Regions from separate parts of the Mus musculus genome. Here region 1 is linked to region 2. The links are chromatin loops, found by intact Hi-C in ENCODE. Cell type or tissue: left cerebral cortex. All regions are shown on one strand. Links, peaks and the distances in the headings refer to the core of each region. The heading gives the core; the rest is flanking DNA.

Region 1 (10,128 bases), core at 1,376-9,375, 1.4 Mb before region 2:
ATCAGTATGAGGAACCCACACACAATCATTCTGTTTTCAAAGTGTTCCTGCATAACTGAAATTAAATTTCTAAGACATGAGATTTGCGATTCATAATGTCTTATGTTATCACACAATAAAAATGTGATGGTGTGATTTATTTGGATAGCCACAAATGGTAAGGAGACCAGATAAGATGGAATGAGGGCCTTCGGGAGGAATCTTAAGTAAGATTGGAGACACCACTGAAGAACCATCTTTCTTCATTCTGGTCTGATCCACATGCATGCATTGGCAATAAATAGCTGCATTTTGATCACAAGAAAGGGCAGTGGTGATTTCCATTATATTTTCTGTTTCGATTACTTGTTATATTTTATAATTTGTGAAACAGAAACAAAGTATCCGATCCTTTTCTTTCTTTTTCTTTTCCTTTTACAAACACTGATGTCTCTTCAGAGAACACTTAAGATGAAAGTGAGATAGTTAGCCCCAGAAATGAAGGGAAAGTTAGTAGAAGTATACCTTTTGACCATTAAGACAGCCCTAACAGAGCAGAATTGTGTGTGCTAGAACAAAAAAATATATATCTAAGAAAGTCTTCATAACATGATATGTAATGTTTGAGTAATAAGGAGGATATATAGTGAAATATTTATATATAAATAAATAATAAAAATTAGAATATAGAAATCATATTATGAAAATTTCCTCAAACTAAATAATTTAATAAGTAATTAAGTAAGTAATATGAAATTACTGCTTAAATTGTTTATATTGAATCTAGAGCATAACTGAGGATACCTTAATCCCACTTGGGAGGGAAAAGAAAACAATGACAGGGGGCAGAGGGAGGGACTTGTGTAGGAGACAGGACAGGGAGGGGAAAATAGGAACATGATCAGGTGTTGTGGAGGGAGACAGTACTAAAGCCTTGAGGGCAGCAGAAAGAATGGAAACAGGGAACTACCAGAGGTAGGAGGTGGGGGGACCCTATACAATGTAGAAGAGACCTGGGAGGTGAAAGACTCTCAGTACTCGAAGGAAGGGACCTTGGATGAAATGCCCTACACTGGGGAAAGGTAACTGATAGAGTCTGCCACCGGTAGAAAGATATGGCATCAAGTGGAGGGATGGTATTGCCATCACACAGTTAAAAACTCTGATACAGATTGTTCCTGTCTAAAAGAACAGGGACAAAAATGGAGAAGAGCTTGAGGGAAAGGAAGTCCGATGAGTGGCCCAAACTGGGATCCATCACAATGGGAGGCACCAAAGCCTGGCAATATTACTGATGCTATTTTGTGGTTACAAACAGGATCCTAGCGTGGCTGCCCTCTGAGAGGCCCAACAAGTAGCTGAAAAAGTCAGATGCAGATACTTACAGCCAACCAATGGAGAGAAGCTTTTGACCCCTGTGGTTGAAATAGGGGAAAGCTGGAAGAAACTGAGGAGGAGGGTGACCCCATAGGAAGACCAGCAGTCTCAACTAACCTGTACCCCTGAGAGCTCTCAGACACGGAGGCGCCAACCAGACAGCATATACTAGCTGATATGAGGCTCCCAAACCATATACAGTAGAGGACTGTCTGTGAGAGAAGAGGCACCTAATCCTAGAAAGACACGAGTCCCAGGGAGGGGGGAGGTTTGGTGTGTGTGGGGTAGGAACATCCTGTTAGATAGAGACAGTGGTAGAGGTATGGAATGAGGAACAGTAAGAGGCTTGACAAGGATAATGACTGGACTGAAAAAAATTGAATAATAGTGTTATGAAGATAAGATTAAACAGTTGTGCTGACTCAAAGAAAAAGAATAAGACATCTAACATTTAAATATTAGTGGATAGTCATAAAGTGAATTTATATACATAGTCTTAGAAAAGTCAGCTGGCATTCACAAAATATAGTCATAGTATTATCTCAGCTTTTCTGTGTGATAACTAACAGAGAAAATAAGTGCCTGCTGGGGATTAGAATCAGCGTAATGTTAAAAGCAACAATACAGATGCACAGGATGCCCATCTCAGGACATCCTTCAGTTCTTGGCTGAAGTATTTTTTCACTAATAATTTTTAAAATGACTTCTTAGAAGCTTGGAAAATGGGCAAATACAATTGATAAGTGGCTTGGTTAATTACTATTAAATTTATTAATGGAATGAGATTGCCAAAATTACCACTTAAATATGTGACTTATTTAATGTAATTTCTAGATTACCTTAGACAACACAGAACATATCCAACAGTTGCTGCAAACCAGTGGCCAATAGTCTGTGCTGTTGTTCAAGAAATGCTCATGTACTGTACATTATTTCTAAAAGAAACTTATTTCATTTACTGGGTTAAGAATTACAAGTGCATTATATATTTTGTTTATGTTTCTATTTTATGAGGTTTGCTAAGTGAGATTGAGGAAATGTGACTCTGCCAATTGTACCTTTTTCTTTCTAAGTGCAAGAAAACAGCATTTCAGTACTAGTGAATAGATCCTTCCCACAATATGATATTTTGTTGCCAAATAACCTAAATTGTGAATGTTGCATAAAAGTCCTTAGTAGCTGGATTGTTTGCTAATCCTTAGATAACAAGTTTACACTTGGCACTAATGAGCCGGATGCTAAAGCCCATATTTATGATGTTTATGCTTTTATTTAATGTAATAGATTCTCAGTCTTTTGCATTAGAATTTTTGTTTTTAAGTTTTCTGTTATAATGAATTATATTTTAATATTTTAGACTTCTTTTTGTTAGTTTTTAGTCTCTCTATCTAGCTCAGGCTGACGTTAAAATCACCTTTTTTCATCAAAGTTTGATTCCTTCTGTCTCCAGTTCCTCCCCAGTCCTGGACATGTAGGCACATGCTGCATGTCTGCTTGCATGTGCCTACATGTCCCCTTGCAATTTAAGTTATTACAGTAGTCAAGTTTGTTAGATTTCAACAAGGAACATAAGAAAATGTTGTTACAGCTCCAGCATCAAAAAAAAAAAAAATAGGATTTGGAAAATATGCAAAGTTTCTGATTATTTTAAAATGACTTTATTAATTGCATGAATCTGAAGATTAAAATGGAGACCTGTAAGTGTGAAGCAAAAATTCCTCAGAATGCTTTTTTGTTTTTTCTCAGAAATATGTTTAATAGTGTGCCCCTTACTTATTTTCAATTGTGTAAGAGAAAAAATAAATGTAATCAAATATGCACCATTTATCAGAAATGATATTGTGGCAATTGCATTTAGGGAGCAGCCCGTACTCCCTGCTCAATTAGGAAGACCATCAAGAAGATGATGTTATTCTGGGTAGTGCTTATGCTGAAGGCAAGTTAAGTCTTCTTTATTTTAAATGGATATCCTAGAAAACATGTAAATCTTAAGATCCCACTTCACCTACCATATAGCCTTTTTTTTTTAACACATCCCAGCAACAACTGTAGATATCTAAACTATAATATAGACAGAAAACAAAATTTATAATTTAATTTTAAGTGCCATGGGATACTATTGTCCCTAGATATGTTACTACTCAAATACCCTTTGCTCTGCTTATTATAAAAATGTTCCTTATGAACTAGCACGAATAAAGGCTGAGTATTTGTTGACTATAAACTAAAAATTGAGTGTGGCTAGCTAAGGAAGCAATTACAGTGTCTGCAGATGAGAACAAAATGGAGGGACACCCCTGTGTAAGTCACTGTGCTGTAAGTACAGAGGATTGCATTGGGGAACTTAGTTACATTCCCACATCATTAACCTGTTTATTTGGTTCTGAGAGCCAGATATAACATCTGAGTGCCCACAGGCAATTCTGTTCTCTTTACTTAACCACAGCCCACCACCTTCACCAGATTCCTCCTGAGCTCGTAATTATTAAAAGCAAGGTCACATGAACTAAGACAGTGGCAATGTCTAGCACGGAAATGTTATCTCTTTACCACCACCCCATATCCTAATAACTGCATGCTTTCTCAGCAGAACTGCCAACCTATCTTCATTTCGGATGGTTCCCATCACAGTCAGGTAGAGTTCCCAGTTTCCAAGTGAAGCATTAGCTGCCTGCAAGCTGTGTATTATCTCTACACTTAAATCTCGCCTTCTATTCGTTGATACAAAGAACATAAAAGCTTTCCTGTGAGGGAGACCATTGACATATATATTTTTTTCGACTGTATTTTCTACTAAGTTGCTGTGTTCTGGCTTTTGACCTTTGTTTTACATTCCTTTTAGCCTCAGCCCTCTTGTTCTTTGAGCTGTTTATTTTGAATTTCTGGTCTTTCTTCTTATGCTCTTACAATTTTCATGCTCCTAGCCAAAAAGAACTCTTGATCCTGCAGTCTCTGACAGGTCGAGTCAGTGTTCTGCTCCTTGCTAGTTAGCAACATTAGATATAAAGATGTTTCGGCTATCTTCTCATGCCACCTTGACCTGTGGGTCCAGCCTTCTCTTTAGGCAAGATGCACTTGGTCCACCTTTATTCTTGCTTGTCTCTTCATTGATTCTGCTTTGTTTCCATTTTAATTTCATAGGTCAAGTCTAGTATTGGTTCCCAACTGATATGCATCATCTTCTTCATTAATCCTCACCATTAAATATCACTGAAAGCATGTGGAAAAAATTTTCAATAGGAGGGCAGGAATTAGACCATCAAAATTTATATTGGCAAGGAAGGAGTTTCTGAAAATCTTCATTTCATGTATGCAACTCTCTTATACCTCAGATCTTTGTACTTAGGGGCAAAAGAGCCTACATTAATTGTCACATCTCCTGCAAGTAAGTTCTGTTTCCAAGAGTTCCTTTCACTTAAAGGCCAACAGATTACATTAAAGGAAACCTCTTCAACCTGATTTTTAATGGGAATCAATATAAGTAAAGAACAACAAAGAACCAGCAATTTGATGGAGAGATGATCAGCTGGGATAGTTTTGAGTGATCACAGAGATGTTCCATGAGTTTAAAGGGCAGCTGTGGGCTCTGACCATGGACAGCATACGCAAGAACAAGTCTGAGAACAAGTTTGAAGAACATATAAAAGTAGCATGGTAGACATAAGAAAAGTAAAGATCTGTAGAGAAAGTGGTGATGTCATTGGCAAGCACAGAGTCACATCACACTACTCCCCCAGGTGTGTGGGGAGCACCATGGAACAGAGGCCTGGGAGGCCTCTGTGCAATCACCTAGTATGGCCTCCTCCTTTTTCCTGGGTTTTAAGAATACATCATGTTTTTCCTGCCTCCTGTACCCCATACTTAGAAAGTTTGGCTCTGCATGTTCAACACTTTCAGAAATAGTTGCTGCCTTAGAACAGTCTGAACTGGATTAAAAGAAGACTGCTTCCCTGGGGGAAGAGGAATGACAAAAGCAAAGTTGCTGCCCTACATGGGAGCTCAGCGCATGCTTCGCATCTGCTCTGCTTTCCACATTTAGTCGGGCTCTTCCCTTTTGTAATATGCCAGATGACGTAATGCTGCAGAAACTTCAGGGTCAATGCTAACATTTTTATAAGAAAAACATTTTAAAGTGAAGAACTAGCAACTTTACAGTGTTCTGGGGCCACTCTGTGTTTTCACAGTAAGTCTGTAGCTCTAGAGAGATCCCCAAGATACTATTAATAAGGTGGGGAGAACCTACATCATGTACGGTAGATTTTATATAAAGTCTCTTTATCCCTCCCCCCCTCTCTCTCCCCTCTGGTGTGTGTGTGTGTGTGTGTGTGTGTGTGTGTGTGTGTGTGTGTGTGTGTGTATGTGTGAATATGTCTAGTATTGCTACTTGTAAACACTCTAGCAACAACTTCATACTTTAGGGCGGGGGCTTTTACAGCAAGCCTGTGTATTTACTTAAAGTGGCACAATATTTACACTTAAGGATCCCTCTGGAGTGAAGCAGTTAGTCACGCTTCATCTGCTTGTGCATGACTTTTCTCAAAGGCAGTCCTTTCTTTTGGCACTAACACAGTTAGATTGTAGCCCCCATGACAACACATCTTCTGTGCTTATTGGCTTTTTTAATATACTATAACTGCAAGGAATTGACCCATTATATCTTAAGAAATGTATCTCTTGCAAAGGCCCAGAGAAAGTTTGAGAAGATTGTAGCATGAGCTGGTGCCCTCTGAAGGAGGGTAAAGGTTGGAAGAGAAGCAAATTATGCCACATCTGAGAACACTGGAAAGTTTGGGAACATTAAAGATCCATATGATCTGAAGGAAAAAAAAAAAACACGGTGCCATCATACTATAAAATCTAAGTGTCATTATACAGTAAACCAAGCAAGAAGCAAATGTTCTAGTAACTAATGTTCTAAATAAGGAAATAATAGAATGGTGATGTAAGAAAACACAACAAAATAAATTAACACCAAAGAAGCCTCTTACTGTATATTCTTGACAGAATTTTGTTGTGCCTTTCATTTTAATGATATTAAAGCTTCCATAGTAGCGAAGCTAAAGCTTTGGGGCTCCACAAATAGTGAAATACGGAAGAAAGATACTCTATATAGGCCTTAATTAGAAAATCACAGAAAGTAAAATACTAATTTTGTATTTAAACTCTGTGTAAAAGAAATGTTCAGGCAATGCTTCTTTTTCATAATTATTAAAGCTTCCTAAGTCCATGTGAAATATATACTACTCCTTGCCAAGACACGTGTACCTCAGGCATAATAATTTTTAAAAAGTTGCTATGTTCTCACAGCAGATTTAACACCCACATAACACAGAAAAAACTCAGATGTCACTGTGTTCTGTGTACCTCACACACTACTTTCTATAAGCGTGGAATGAAATCATTGTTATTTTTAAGCAATGAGTTCATTTGCTATGATAGGGAAGAACAAGAGAGGAATTTCCACAGAAGTGTGTTTTGTTGAGAGATTCTTGGATATAATTTGGCAATGATTGTTCTCTATTACTTCCTTGAAAGTATTAAAACTGGTAACCAGAACCCAGCCTTTCCCCATGTGAGATCTCTTACAGCCAGTAATACATCCTCTACAGTTGTTAGTCATAGTGTAACTTATTTTCCCAACAAACATCATTGGTACATGAAACATCCTCTTCATGTGTCAAAGGGAACTTCCTCATGTGAGGAATATCCAGTGTTTGGATGTTTCCTCAGTAAACATGTTGACCTCCCTAATGCATTCTTATTAACTTAGGTATTCTTTAAACAGGTTTTAAAACTCATAAGAAGCACAAATATATCATAATTATAAAAACTCGTATATTAAAATGATGTACTATGACGACCGACATTTTATCTTACTAATTAGTGTGAGGTGCACAGCACAATCACACTCAGATGGGTTTGCACTGCAGTCTGTGATCCTCTTGGGATGGAGACTGGCAGTATGGTGGAGGAATGTAAGAAGGAAACTTTCTCAAAAGATGAGCTCATTCAAACAGCAAGGTTAAAAAAAGGCATCTGCTCAGTGGTGAGCTCCACAAAGCAGCAGCGCAGGAGGGAGATGTGTGTGCTAGGAGTTGGAACTATGTCATTCTCCACCTTCGAATCATCTGTTCCACTGTAACTTAAAAAACATTACAATTCTGCATTTAAAGGTAAAATCAGGCCAGGGTATGGAAAAAAAAAAAGCTGTTGCTGACATCCATGGAGAACTGATTATATTCCAGGTATGAAATTAGGCATCTTTTATAAATTACATGATTTAGTCTTCAAGACAGGGTAGTTATTACCTACTTCTAAATATATAGGTACAAAGACTAAGTTAAAAAGATCCAGGCCCAAGAACAGATGTTTCTCTCCCAAAGTCTGCTCTTCCCAATGGAATACCACCAACTCCTACTTTCCACCTCAATTCTCCCTTCCTTTAAAGACTACTAACTGACTACCTATGCTCCCTCTTCATTCCCCCTCTCCTTCTGTCCACATAGCACTTCATCTAGGAGGTATACATTTAGCATTTGTGATATACTAGATGACACACGAGATATTCTGCAAGTACCATGAAGAATGTACTTGGTTTCTTAATAATTTGTATAATTTGTTGAATTCTGCAATTTGTGTAAAGGCCATGAGTCACATACACATGCACACTTACCGCCCCCCCCCCACACACACACCGAAATGACAAAAAACGCATGATTTCTAGACAACGGTGCAGTCCTTTGATTTCACACTCTGGATCCATAACATGCAGTGTTACTTATGGTAGAATTATAAAAAGTGATGATGTTTAGAGGAAATCATGAGGGTTATGTTAGCATGATGGCATTAATATCCATACAAGAATAGAAGAGAGGCTTGGACTTCTGTTTACTGCCATGTGAGGTACAGTAAGGAGTTGTGTCATTTCCAGAACCTAAATGGTGCCTGGATGATCTTGGAGTTTTCACTCCCAGTGCAAGACAGATGTTTAGTTTTTAAGTCAGCGAATCCATGGTTCCAGCATTATGTTCTGGGATACTTGCCTTTTTCTCTGTTCTGTTGAAGCATTCTTTCACTCTAGCTACATTAAAATGCTTCTACTGATGGACTAAAGTTGACATTTACAGATGTGCACATATTAATTATTAATTATATACTTGATAATGTCTTAGTTTTTCCAAAGCTTTCCCCTAAGCTTGTCTTCCCATGCATGCTCTAATGAAGTTGATGCTATTTTACTTTGGCATGTGGATGAGAACTGTGAGACTTAGTGACCTGAATTAACTGGTTTTAAGTGAAAGACCTATCAAGTCACAAATGTAGACAAGAAATTTAAGAAATGTGTTCCTATAGCCATTGCTCTCATTCACTTCTCAGATTATGGGCATGGAGAGACTACCAGTTTCATAGACTTGGCTCAACTGGCTAACTCACTCCAAAGACTTTTTATTATTATAAATGCCTGATGTACACAATAATATAATAGAACTGACCTATGTATGCTTGTTTATGTGTAGTTCACATTAACATGGATAAGTTCTTATTGAATTATTATTGACTAAATGTAGATATATTAGAGAATCTGACTAGCTGAAAAGTTTAGGCACAGAAATATTAAAGGAAATGAAGCTGCTTTGTAAGATAATCTCTTTCATCACATTCTGGAGAGAGCTCAATGACCCAAAACTTCTTATTCTTAATCTTTTCATTTTATTTTTAAAAGATTATAAACCAATCCTTTCTGTTAGTATTTCCTGGTGTTTTAATATTTATAAACATATTAATCAGTAATTTTTAAACACAATTAGAACAACTAGATGCATTATGAAATCAATACAGGTTCTGAACAGAATTGAAGGAACAAAAGGTATTATCTATCTTTAAAGTGTGTTCACATCCAGAAATACTTGTGTCTTTCCAAGAGTCTTAGTCATTCAGAGAAGTCCAGAAGTACAGAATATTGACCCCAAAGTGTCCTTCTCTACTGAATGTCTCCAAAAGGGATTTAATTAGTCACATCTTACCTGTGTATGAAACATATACAGGCAATTAGTTACGCTCTTATGCAAACAGATTATTTAGGGTCATGTGACTTATTATTGAATTCACTCAGCAGTGTCTCAGACTCTCTTAAAACACAGGGGCTTCACCTTTGAAAGACTTGAGGCCCCAGGGAGTGGGGAGGCCTGGTAAGGTGGGGTGTGGTGGGGTGGGGTGGAGGATTTGGGGGTGGGGATATTCTCTTGTAGGTGAGGGAGGAGGAATGGGATGAGGAACTGTAGGAGGTCAGACCAGGATGGGGATAATGTAGTTTAGCTCAGACTTTAGATAAGCATGGACCTCTAAGCAAACCCACTCCTAAAGGACAGCAATGGAGGGATATTCTTAATGAATATTTAGGACTGCATTGCCTTTATTCTTTTACCTTAGAAAGACGCACATACAATCTGAAGGTTGGGAACTGATCTGACTATTGTCTTAATAGAAAGTTTGACACCTGCTAAGCAAACTTAGAGATCAAGGTGGAGGACAAGTTAGAAGTAAGATTTATTTAGAGGCCATACCCAGAGCTTTTAAAGAGATCTCAGACTGCCTAGATAGTTCTACTACATGTAAATGCTTGTGGAAGATCTTCCATAGTGTAAAACACATTTAATAACAATGTGTCCATGTTCTAGTGTTTATGTATTAGAAAGAAAGAAATGGAGTGCATCTTTTATTTTCATTACTCTTTCTTCCTGAATTAAACTTTGAACTTCTCAGGTACAGCCT
Region 2 (10,128 bases), core at 903-8,902:
AAAAAGGTGAAGCTGTTCCTCCTGAAATCGATTATTTATTTCTGTAGCAGCAAGTCAAACTTATACATAATCCCCAAAAGCAATTACACTTCTGCTCTCACCGCATAGATGGTGTTTTGATCTACAGGGTTTCTAATTCAAATTTTCAGTGTTCTCTAAATGAGGTGTTTCTTATGCATTATTAACAGAACTTGGTTATATAAGAAATGTAAATTTATTCTATTCTCAATAATTAGAAGAAATGAATGTCACTATTTGAAAGAATGTACCTTTCATAAAGATAAAGAACGGAAAGAGTTTAGGAGTAGTAAGAATAGTAAAACTTTCATAAAATAATGTACAGGTTTTTATTTTAGAGGACTAAAAGTAATTATTGTAAGATGACCCATGGGATTAGACAAAGAAAACATTCTGTGTCAGTATTTGGGGCAATTGTGGTATAAAATTGTTATGCATTAAACACAATATTTTTATGTCAATTCCCATAAGTAACTTGTGGGAATGGGAGCCAATCATATTGTTTCTATAATAATCCATCATAATCATATTCAAGATGACTGTGCCATCCTCACATTTAGTGCTATGAATTGAGGATGGGGAGATAATTGTTTTCTACTTCAATCATCTCATTGCCATTAAAAAATCATTTTAAACCTCAATTTAGTTAGCCTTATAGCCATTAGGGAAAAAAGAATATGTTCCTTTGGCATATTTTACTCATTCATTCAGGGAATTTTGGTGAACATATAATCTTTACTCGAGAATGCTTCATTACTGGAGAAGACATGTTTATTTATGTTTTATATTTTAATGTGTGATTGAAATGAAATCACATACAAATCATCAGAACAGAAGGAAAAATCCCTTGAAGCCATCTCAAGGATTTAACAGATTCAGGGAAAGAGCTTTTAAGACTGAAGGACAATTTGAGATATACTCAATGAACCTTGGAGATGACTGTTATCAATTGTTAGCTAGGTACAGAATGAATGGATTAAGTAATGACACAGTCCTGTAGCGTAATGAGACATGGTGTTCAGGTAACAGTATAATCTGAGAAGATTCTGGAAAATTGAATAGTTGGAGGACTAGGGATAAGTACTAAAATGTTAATGGTTTAACTTTTAAGATTATATCTCAGATTTACTTGATCATTTCAGTATTGTCTTACTAATGCCACTAGCATCTACTACAAAACCTCCCCACTACAATAGGCTTCATCATCACAACTATACAAGATAATAAATGAGGCTGAGGTGGACTAAATTCTATATAACAACAAAATGTGTTGTTTTGTCATGTATTTTCTAACACCTGTGATATATATGTGTGTGTGTGTGTGTGTGTATATATATATATATATATATATATATATATATATATATATATATGCTAAACATACACACAAATATATATATGTAAATATTTATATACATATGTATATACACATACACATATAGAGATGGCTCAGCGGTTAAGAGCACTGACTGCTCTTCCAAAGGTCCTGAGTTCAAATCCCGATAACCACATGGTGGCTCAAATATAATTCTTAAATACAATTTCATTTACCAAAGTCAAACTTACTCATTTTGTTAGGCACATTTTTAATTCTTTCAGCTGGTGAGAAGAATATGAAAACAATTCAAGAAAAAGTGATTTAACTTCACATTCAAAAAGCTCAAATAAATATAAAGTTGTTTATCAATATTATCTCTGATAAAGATTTCATTATTCAAGTAAGTATGTTAAAACTTAAGAAATAAGGAACTCAGTAGCTTTTCAAATTCCCTAACAGTAAATAGATTCATTAATCTCTTCTTTCCAAAGACCTATAAACAGTTAGTCCTATTGATAGGTACCATCATATAGGCTGAGCTACCAAGAAGTTTCAATGATCCTAATGATCTGGTCAGAAGAGAGAAAGAGAGAGACCAGCCAAACTAGCTGGAAGAACCAGAAAAGTAATTGATCTGGATGAGAAAGAAAAATGCCCCATGGTGCTCTACTATGGACAAGTGTTGCATAAAGCCCAGCTAAAGGTTTTACAATCAAATGAGGCTCTAGGCAAGTGATAAAACTTTTAGGAGTTAAGGCCTTCTGGGACCTGTTGAGAGTCCTAGTTGTAAAATTTTGAAGGCATTGATGAAACTTTGTGTCTTCCTATTTCTCCCTTCATCCTAGGTTATAAAGGATATGCTTCTTCACCATGTACTGCCAGAAATTGCCTTCTATCATGACCAACAGAGAGTTACAGCAAGAGTCCACAATTTTCGGCTGGAAGGTCACCAGTTACAAGCAAAACTAAGCCCTGTATCAATTCAAGTTAATTTTCTGTCATTTTGCTCATATCACAGAAATCTGAATAGTATTTATGACTAAGAAAGGGTGCTCCTAAAGAAATGTTCAACATCCTTAATCATCAGAGAAATGCAAATCCAACCAATCCTGAGATTCTACTTCATAGCATTAAGAATGGCTAAGATCAAAAACAAAGGCGAGAGCAGATACTGGAGAGGATGTGGAGAAAGAGGAACATTCCTCCGCTGCTAGTGGGATTGCAAGCTGGCACAACCACTTTGGAAATCAATCTGGCGGTTCCTCAGAAAATTGGAAATCATTTTACCTAAAGACCCAGCAATACCACTCCTGGCATATCCCAAAAGATGCCCCAACATTGCATAAGAACACATGATTCACAATGCTCATAGCATCCTTATTTATTGCAGTTAGAAGCTAGAAACCACACATATGTCCCTCATTGGAAGAATGAATACAGAAAACATGGTACATTTACACAATGGAATACTACTCAGCATTTAAAGATGAGGACATCAGGAATTTTGCAGGCAAATAAATAGAAAATATCATCATAGGTGGGGTAATTCAGACCTAAAAGGATATAAAACTATGTACTCACTGATAAGTGGATATTAGGCGAAAAATTCATTATAACCATAGCACAGTCACAAATCTTATGAAGCTTAACAAAAAGGAAGGCCAAAGTGTGGATATTTCAATTCCTCTTAGATGTGGGAACAAAATAATTACATGAGCCAGAGTGAGAGAGGAATCTGGGTTGGATAGGGGAGGAGGAGAAAAATGGGGGGGGGGCAGGATCAAGTATAGTGGGAAAAGGAAAGAAGCCCAGAGTGTCAGGAGAATGAAAAGAGTCATACAGCAGTGTGGACTAGGAAAGAGGGAGAACCATTAGAAAGTCCCAGGGATGTGGAAGGCTCCTGGGACTCAAAGGAGATGACATTAGCTTAAATCTCTAATAGCATGGAGATTGAACTTGCAGAGACTACCTCCAGTATATAGATTGATCCCCAGTTGAATGATGGGGCCACCCCTCACAAAATTTTTAACCCAGAATTGTTCCTATCTAAAGGAAATTAAGGTAAAAAATATGGAGCAGAAACAGAAGGAAAGGCCACCCAGAGACCTCCCCACCTTGGGATCAATTTCATGAAGGGACATCAAGACCTGCCACTATTACTGATGCTATGATGTGCTTATAGACAGGAGAGTGACATGACTGTCCTCTGAGAGGCTCTGTCTGCACCTTAGTGAGGCAGATTCAAATACTGAAGCTAACCATTGGACTGAATGTGAGGACTGACTAAGATGAAGGGGATTGCAACCACGTAGGAAGAACAACTAACAACTAATTGGAACTCTCAGAACTCCTAGGAACTGAGCCACCAACCAAAGATTACATACTCTCCAATACATATATAACAGAGGGCTGCCTCATCTGGCCTTAGTAGAAGGGGATGTTCCTGTGGAGTCTTGATGCCCCAGAGAACAAGAATGCCAAAGAGGTAAGGTGTTAAGGGTGGGTGGATGGGTGGGAGGGGCGCTTTCCTATAGGAGGAGGAGAGGGAGGATGTGGTGGAAGAAGGACCAAGAAGGGGGACAACACTTGAAATGTAAATCAGTATTTTTTAAAGGGGTGCTGTTAGTGGAAACTAAGTAGAGATTGATGCCATCAGCACTGCCTCTAGCACTTCTCCAATCCAATACAATGTTGTATCTCAAAACATACAGCCAAAAATATCCTCTACAATGGGTTATTCATACTTTCTTAAAACTAAATTAACTTTATGTTTTAATGTAATTCTCTGATCCTAAAGATATCACAGATTAAATCTGCTTAACCTTGGTGAGATGGCTCAGACAGAAGTCATCTGCTGACAAGGCTTTTGGCCTGAGTTTAATCCCTAGAAAAATGGTGGAAAGAAAGTATTGACTTTGTCCTCTGATCTTAACAGATATTCTGTGGCATACATGTGCACGCAATGGCACACACAAACACACACATACACACACACAGAGAGACACACAGAAAGACACAGGCACAGACACACACAGACACACACACATGGTGGGGAGAGAGAAAACGTGGAGAGAGAGAATGAATAAAGAGTAATACAAATTGATAAAGAAAACAATAGTGTTTCAGTTTTGCAAATGCTCATATTAATATATTAATTCTGGAAATAATGTGATGTTTAAAAGATTTAGGTTGGTATCTTTGAATTAAGAATATATGTCTAAATATAACAGCATCTTCAAGTCAAGTGCTACAGAAATATCTCCCTCACTAGCAGAGGGTGGCAACTGCCTCTTTTATGTAAATGGGTTAAAACCAGAATATTTTAGAAGCAAATTATTTAGCATTCCCTTTTATACATGTAAGTATAAATGCCAATAATTGTATACTTGTACCATGCCTTATTTTATTCTGTTAAAAGCAGAAAATTATTTTGAAGGAAAATCAGGTACTGGTAGTTGGAAGGAGGAACAATCATTTTCCCAGTTCCTTTTGTCTGCCAGTAGGGTTGTCAAAATTAGACCTGTGCACAGCATAGAAATCAGAGCAACTCTGCCTCTGTCTACCAGGATAGGTTCTCTTCAGCAAATGCAATAGACACAGACACTCTTTTATGTCAAGGCAGTGTATTCAGTTGCTGTGTAACAAACAGATGACCTTTTCTCATAACGTATTTTGAATTATTATGAAGCTGTCTTACAACTTAGGATAGCCATGTTTCTTCTGTTGTATAGTTTACTGTTCTGTTGTGTTTTCAAAAGGATCACCTGGGACAATTAGCAGCGAATTAAAGGGAGGCAATCTACATACATCTGAAGTCACAGTTGGTATGGAGGTTGGTATGGGATAAATATATCTCATGTTGTATAATTATTATTCTGATGTATGAAGGAAAATCTGCAACAAATTCTTTGCAATTTCCCAGTACCCACTTTTGAAATGCTGTTCTATTCCTGGGGAACATTTGTAGAAAGGGCAAAGGAGAAATTTTGCTACATTTCAAGCAAATATAATTCTTACCAAGAAGGAATTTAAATAGCCTGGCATGTTTATTGTCAGAAGTTTTTCCCTCTTTATTGGTCTTTGCAAAAAGCCACAGCATCATATTTTAGCCACCTTACAGATTTTATCCATTAAGAAACCTCAGAAACAATAAGTTATCTTGTTTCTTTTTTCTTTTTTTAACTTTCCTCCAAAAACATAATTCTGAATTGGTACTTTGGAAAATTAGCATACATTGTCATATGGCAATTATAAATACATTATAATAATTTCTGTGCAATGGCATTCTTATAGAGGCCTGTTGCTAATGTCACAAGACTTTGGTCTTGGAAGATTGGCAGCTCCCTCTACTGTTTCTCTGAGTATGGTGCGGGGAACCTCAGACTCACCCTTTGTACAATTTCCTTTCCTGTGATGCTGGACGTTCACAGCTTGTCAATTAATGGCCTTCAAGCTGGCAAGCTTTCAAACACAAGCTGACTTTCAGCAGTTGGATGGCACCTTTAGGACACCTGCTTCAACAAGCCATCTACTGCAAACGAAAGTTTGATGCTGCTTTTAAAGCAGAGCCTGTGAATCACACCCCTTCTCTGAAGCTTTCTATTTCTGTACATATCCGTCTGGTCTGTTTACAACAGATGCAGGCTCTGAAAAGCAGTCCTGCTTGGCGGTAAAAATATGTGTCTTCTTATTTCTTTTATATTCTTACAGAAACATTTATTTATTTATTTTATGGAGCTCAGGTTGGTGGATAGCTTGCTCTTCTTGACCTCATTCACATAGTATGTGCAAACCAATATTTTTTTTTTCATTTCTGTCTCATGAGATTCATTTCTCATTATACAGTCTACATTTCTTTCTAATTATACTTAACTTCTGTGACGCTAAAGGAAGAAAAAAGAAGAAATAGGTTCTATTCTTCCTTCAAATAGAAATTTCCAGAAACCAGGCTGCATTTGTAATATTTTTTTCTTATACTACAAGGGTCATCTAAATAGCTAAGAATAAAGGTATTTATTATGCTACAGTGTCTCAGTTATTTCAGATTATGTGGCAAGGAAAAAATTAACATACTTCATCTGCTAAAACATGTAGAACTGTAGCCACTTTCTACTTTGCCTGAAATGAATTTCAAGAAGAGCATAGATGATGACATTAAATTAGTCTAAACATATAAGACAATAGGAAAGAAAACTTGACTGGATCACTTTGTTCTTGAAAGTATTGCCAATTGTTTAAAATTAACAATGTCATTTTGACATACAGGGTTTTTTATTTTACCATTGTTGGGTTGCGTGGGTTTCATTTTCTTCTTTTTCTTTTGTCCAGGTAAGTGTTGCAGTGTAGTACAAGCTAACTTCAAATTCACAGCCATATCCGGTGTAGCAGCCAAGTCCTGATATTGTAAGCATACAGCACTGGAATTTACCTTATGTTGGTTAACTAGACTCAACCCACCATGGATACCACTCTTCAAATAGACTATACCAGTATCACTTTTTTTCTTTTTTGCATAAAACATATCTCAGATGCAAAAAGTAACAAAAGACAAAGTAAAAAATTTTCTGAAAAATGATCCTTTTTTGCATATAAATAATTGTTCTAGAGAACTGCAATATGATTGTTTATGTCATCTAGAAAAAGCATTTTCTCCCAGGGAAATAGGATGCTCTGTAGAGATGATTCACTGACAAATATACAGAGAATTTCACTTCTTCCTTTGTTCTTATTAAGATATTATAAGAAAATGCTAGGGTAAACTAATACAATACTACCCTATATTTGAAGGATAAAATAATTTTGTTATGATTGTGACACAGAGAGTAGTATTCCATGGCTTTGATTTCATCAAAGTAAGGCAGAGGCAAGCAGATCTCTAAGAACACAAGGCAAGCCTAATCTATATACTGAGTTCCTGGTCAGATAGAGGTGCATAGTGAGAACCTGTCTCAAAAAAGAGATAGGAACAAACAAACAAACAAACAAACAGACAGGACTTATAAATTATGGAACTTGAGCACATAACAATGAAATAAAGAATAACCTTGATATTTTACCTTATATTATTTGGTTTATTGACTGTTTTAAACTCATTGAAAGTTATGAACATAAACTATTTCTTGATGTGTTTTGAAATAAAAATTTGGTCTATGTATAATTATATTGACTAATAACATTTAAAATATCTTAATTTGAATTTACAGAGAAATTTCATTTAGTTCTTAGTGAAATACTATAAGAAGATTATTTTTATGAATCAATTTATTTATGGGCTCATTCAAATATGTGAAGAACCATTTTTAAAATTATATGTCCCAGAACAGAGGAATACCAGGGCCACGAAGTAGGAGTGGGTGGGTTGGAGAGCAGGGCAGGGGAAGGGTATAGGGGACTTTCAGAGAGGAAACTAGGAAAGGGGATAGCATTTGAAATGTAAAGGAAGAAAATATCTAATAAATATTGACCCGAAGCTTGTCTCCTAATATGTATGCCATTTCCTGTCCACCTCCTTCTTCAATATTATTCACTGAGGCACAGAGACACTTAGTGTAACAGCTACAGTGTTGAGAGCCATGCAATGCTTCACCATCATCTATCAAGCTCCTAGCTTACAAGGTTAAGATCCAATAAATCCACATTTTAACTGTGAATTCTTAGTAGTAGAGCTGGGACATAATAGAAATGAAAGTGTATTTCCTACCTAAATTCTGACTCTATGACCAGACAGTATGATCATCAGAAACTGTTGAAACAGCTGCTCTTCAAGCATGCAGACCTGAGATTTAGTTAAAATAAAATTTCAGTGTGAGACATCATTGATTTAGATAATGATCTTAAAAAATTCTCACATTTGTTATGTTTGAGAAATAGCTGCTTACATGACTTTTTGTGTAAATCTTTGAAAAAAATCTTTACAGGAAAATATAGCATTATAGAAGTAGTACTTATTCATTTGCAGAGAGATTATGTTTTGGCATCACTCAATATGAAAAATTAATTGCATATTTATTACTAAACATGGCAGAGGAATTTGAAACACATAAATGACTTGTAGATGTTCAGGTATTCCAGTTTATTAATATGGAGAGGATAGACTTTATCAGTAGTTTAAATCAAAGTAGTTTTTATTTTGCAGATGTTTCAAAAGTAATTAGTTGACTTTTCTAAAAAGCAATGAAAACATTTTGTGCTTGCATAAATATTATTTTCATGAGGCATTATCATTTTCAGAAAAGCATTGTCATGTGACCTAAATACTCTGGCATACTTAGAGATTACAGTTTTATACATTCCCATCAATTATTGTTCCCAGTTCTGTTTTACAGAATGCATTGCACAGAAGGTCTTGATTACTAATACTTTTCTGTCTGTGCTGTGGGATTATTGAAGCAATTCTTGATCCAATTAAAATGAAATGTTATAGTCTAAGGAATGTGATCACAAACAGTGTCAAAGCTGTCTATTTCTCCCTACATTCCTGTCTCTCAATTTCAAGTGATAAGGCAGTAAGTGATAAGACACGTTGGTTTTTCATTTGTGAATCTTCCTTCTTCAGAATCTGAGCTCTTTCTTGTGGAAAAGTGTGATCATATGCATTATAAATTTCACATCACTTGACATAAATGTCTGCAAAGATCTTATATCATATTCTTCCAAATCAAAATGACACCTTTATATTATTAGGAGAAGACAAACATCCTGCCAGCTACTGATAACATTCTTAGCAAGAAAACAATGATAATGATCATAGACTAACACGAGTCAAACATACACTTAACTCTACTTCATGTCATAAGTTTTAAAACATTTAATAGAGCTGTTGAGGATAAACCCAGTCATTCAAATAAAATGAATGTAAGACCAAATAAGTGAGTCTTATTTCTAGGTAGGAGTAAAACCAATTGAAGTATGTAAAACCACTGAATGTTTTAAATATTTAATTATGAATATAGGTCTAAGAAAGTGGTATAAAAATTAAATATAATGTGATTGAGTTATCTCTCTGAATTTAAAATGGAATATAACTGAAGTGTTTTCTTAATGTGATAATTTATTTTTAGGACAACCATTCTGTCATTTACCAGCATCAGGTTTCATCACTATTTGTGTTGATGTAGAAGACATTTTGATTTCCATTCTGTCTGTCTGTCCCCCCCATCCCTCCCTCCCTCTCCCCCCCCCCCCGTCTCTCTGAGGTGTGTGTGTGTGTGAATGTATGGATCACAGTTACTTTTATTTAGATTGTTTTGATAAATTTTCCACACATACTATTTATATAGTGCACCTATTAACATTCTGTAAAATGATTAAATGAGACTAATTATCATGCTACATTAAATTTATAATATACATGTTGAAAAAACTATTAAAATATTCCCTATTGGTGATACTGAGCTGTATAGGACTTTAACCATCATGGACCCATTTCCTCCAAACCCTATCCAAACGTAACCCTCATTATGCTTTTGCTAATGAAAGTTCAATTATTTTTGAGTTTAGATAAAAGTCAAAGCATGTGATATTTACTGGGTATTTATTTATTTATTTTAGAACATTTCCCTAAATTCCATTTATGGTATACAAGAATTTCTCATGTTAAAGCAGATTAGAATTCTATTGTGTATATAAATTACTTTCTTATCTGTTCATCTGTCAATGGCAAATAGGGATGATTTTATATAACAGCTACTCTGATTCTATATAAATACTACAATGAACATGAAATGTAAATAAATATTGAAAATACTACGAAGGAAGAGAGAACATCAACTGGTTGTTCAATAAAAAGAGTG

What was found. A loop is a pair of places that touch in the nucleus more often than their neighbours do. Peaks named below come from ENCODE experiments on the same cell type or tissue, not always from the same donor. Only the 100,000 strongest peaks of a DNase experiment are listed, where the experiment ranks them.
Region 1: it touches region 2 in a loop (14-fold over the local background); 7 of 42 quality-filtered maps call a loop at or near these places.

What each region holds. Positions count from the first base shown.
Region 1 is chr4:77,642,388-77,652,515 of GRCm38, forward strand. The region is part of intron 2 of Ptprd (protein tyrosine phosphatase, receptor type, D); the gene reads right to left. Among named protein-coding and RNA genes, the nearest start is that of Gm38646, 340 kb to the left of the region's middle. In left cerebral cortex, for the core only: a CTCF peak has its summit at 2,247; DNase peaks (open chromatin) are centred at 2,256, 5,270, 5,850, 6,686 and 3 more places; H3K27ac peaks cover 6,988 bases.
Region 2 is chr4:79,047,118-79,057,245 of GRCm38, forward strand. No RefSeq gene overlaps it. Among named protein-coding and RNA genes, the nearest start is that of A430085M09Rik, 460 kb to the left of the region's middle. In left cerebral cortex, for the core only: CTCF peaks have their summits at 4,838 and 5,710 (motif pointing left); DNase peaks (open chromatin) are centred at 3,449, 3,740, 4,284, 4,664 and 3 more places; H3K27ac peaks cover 3,105 bases.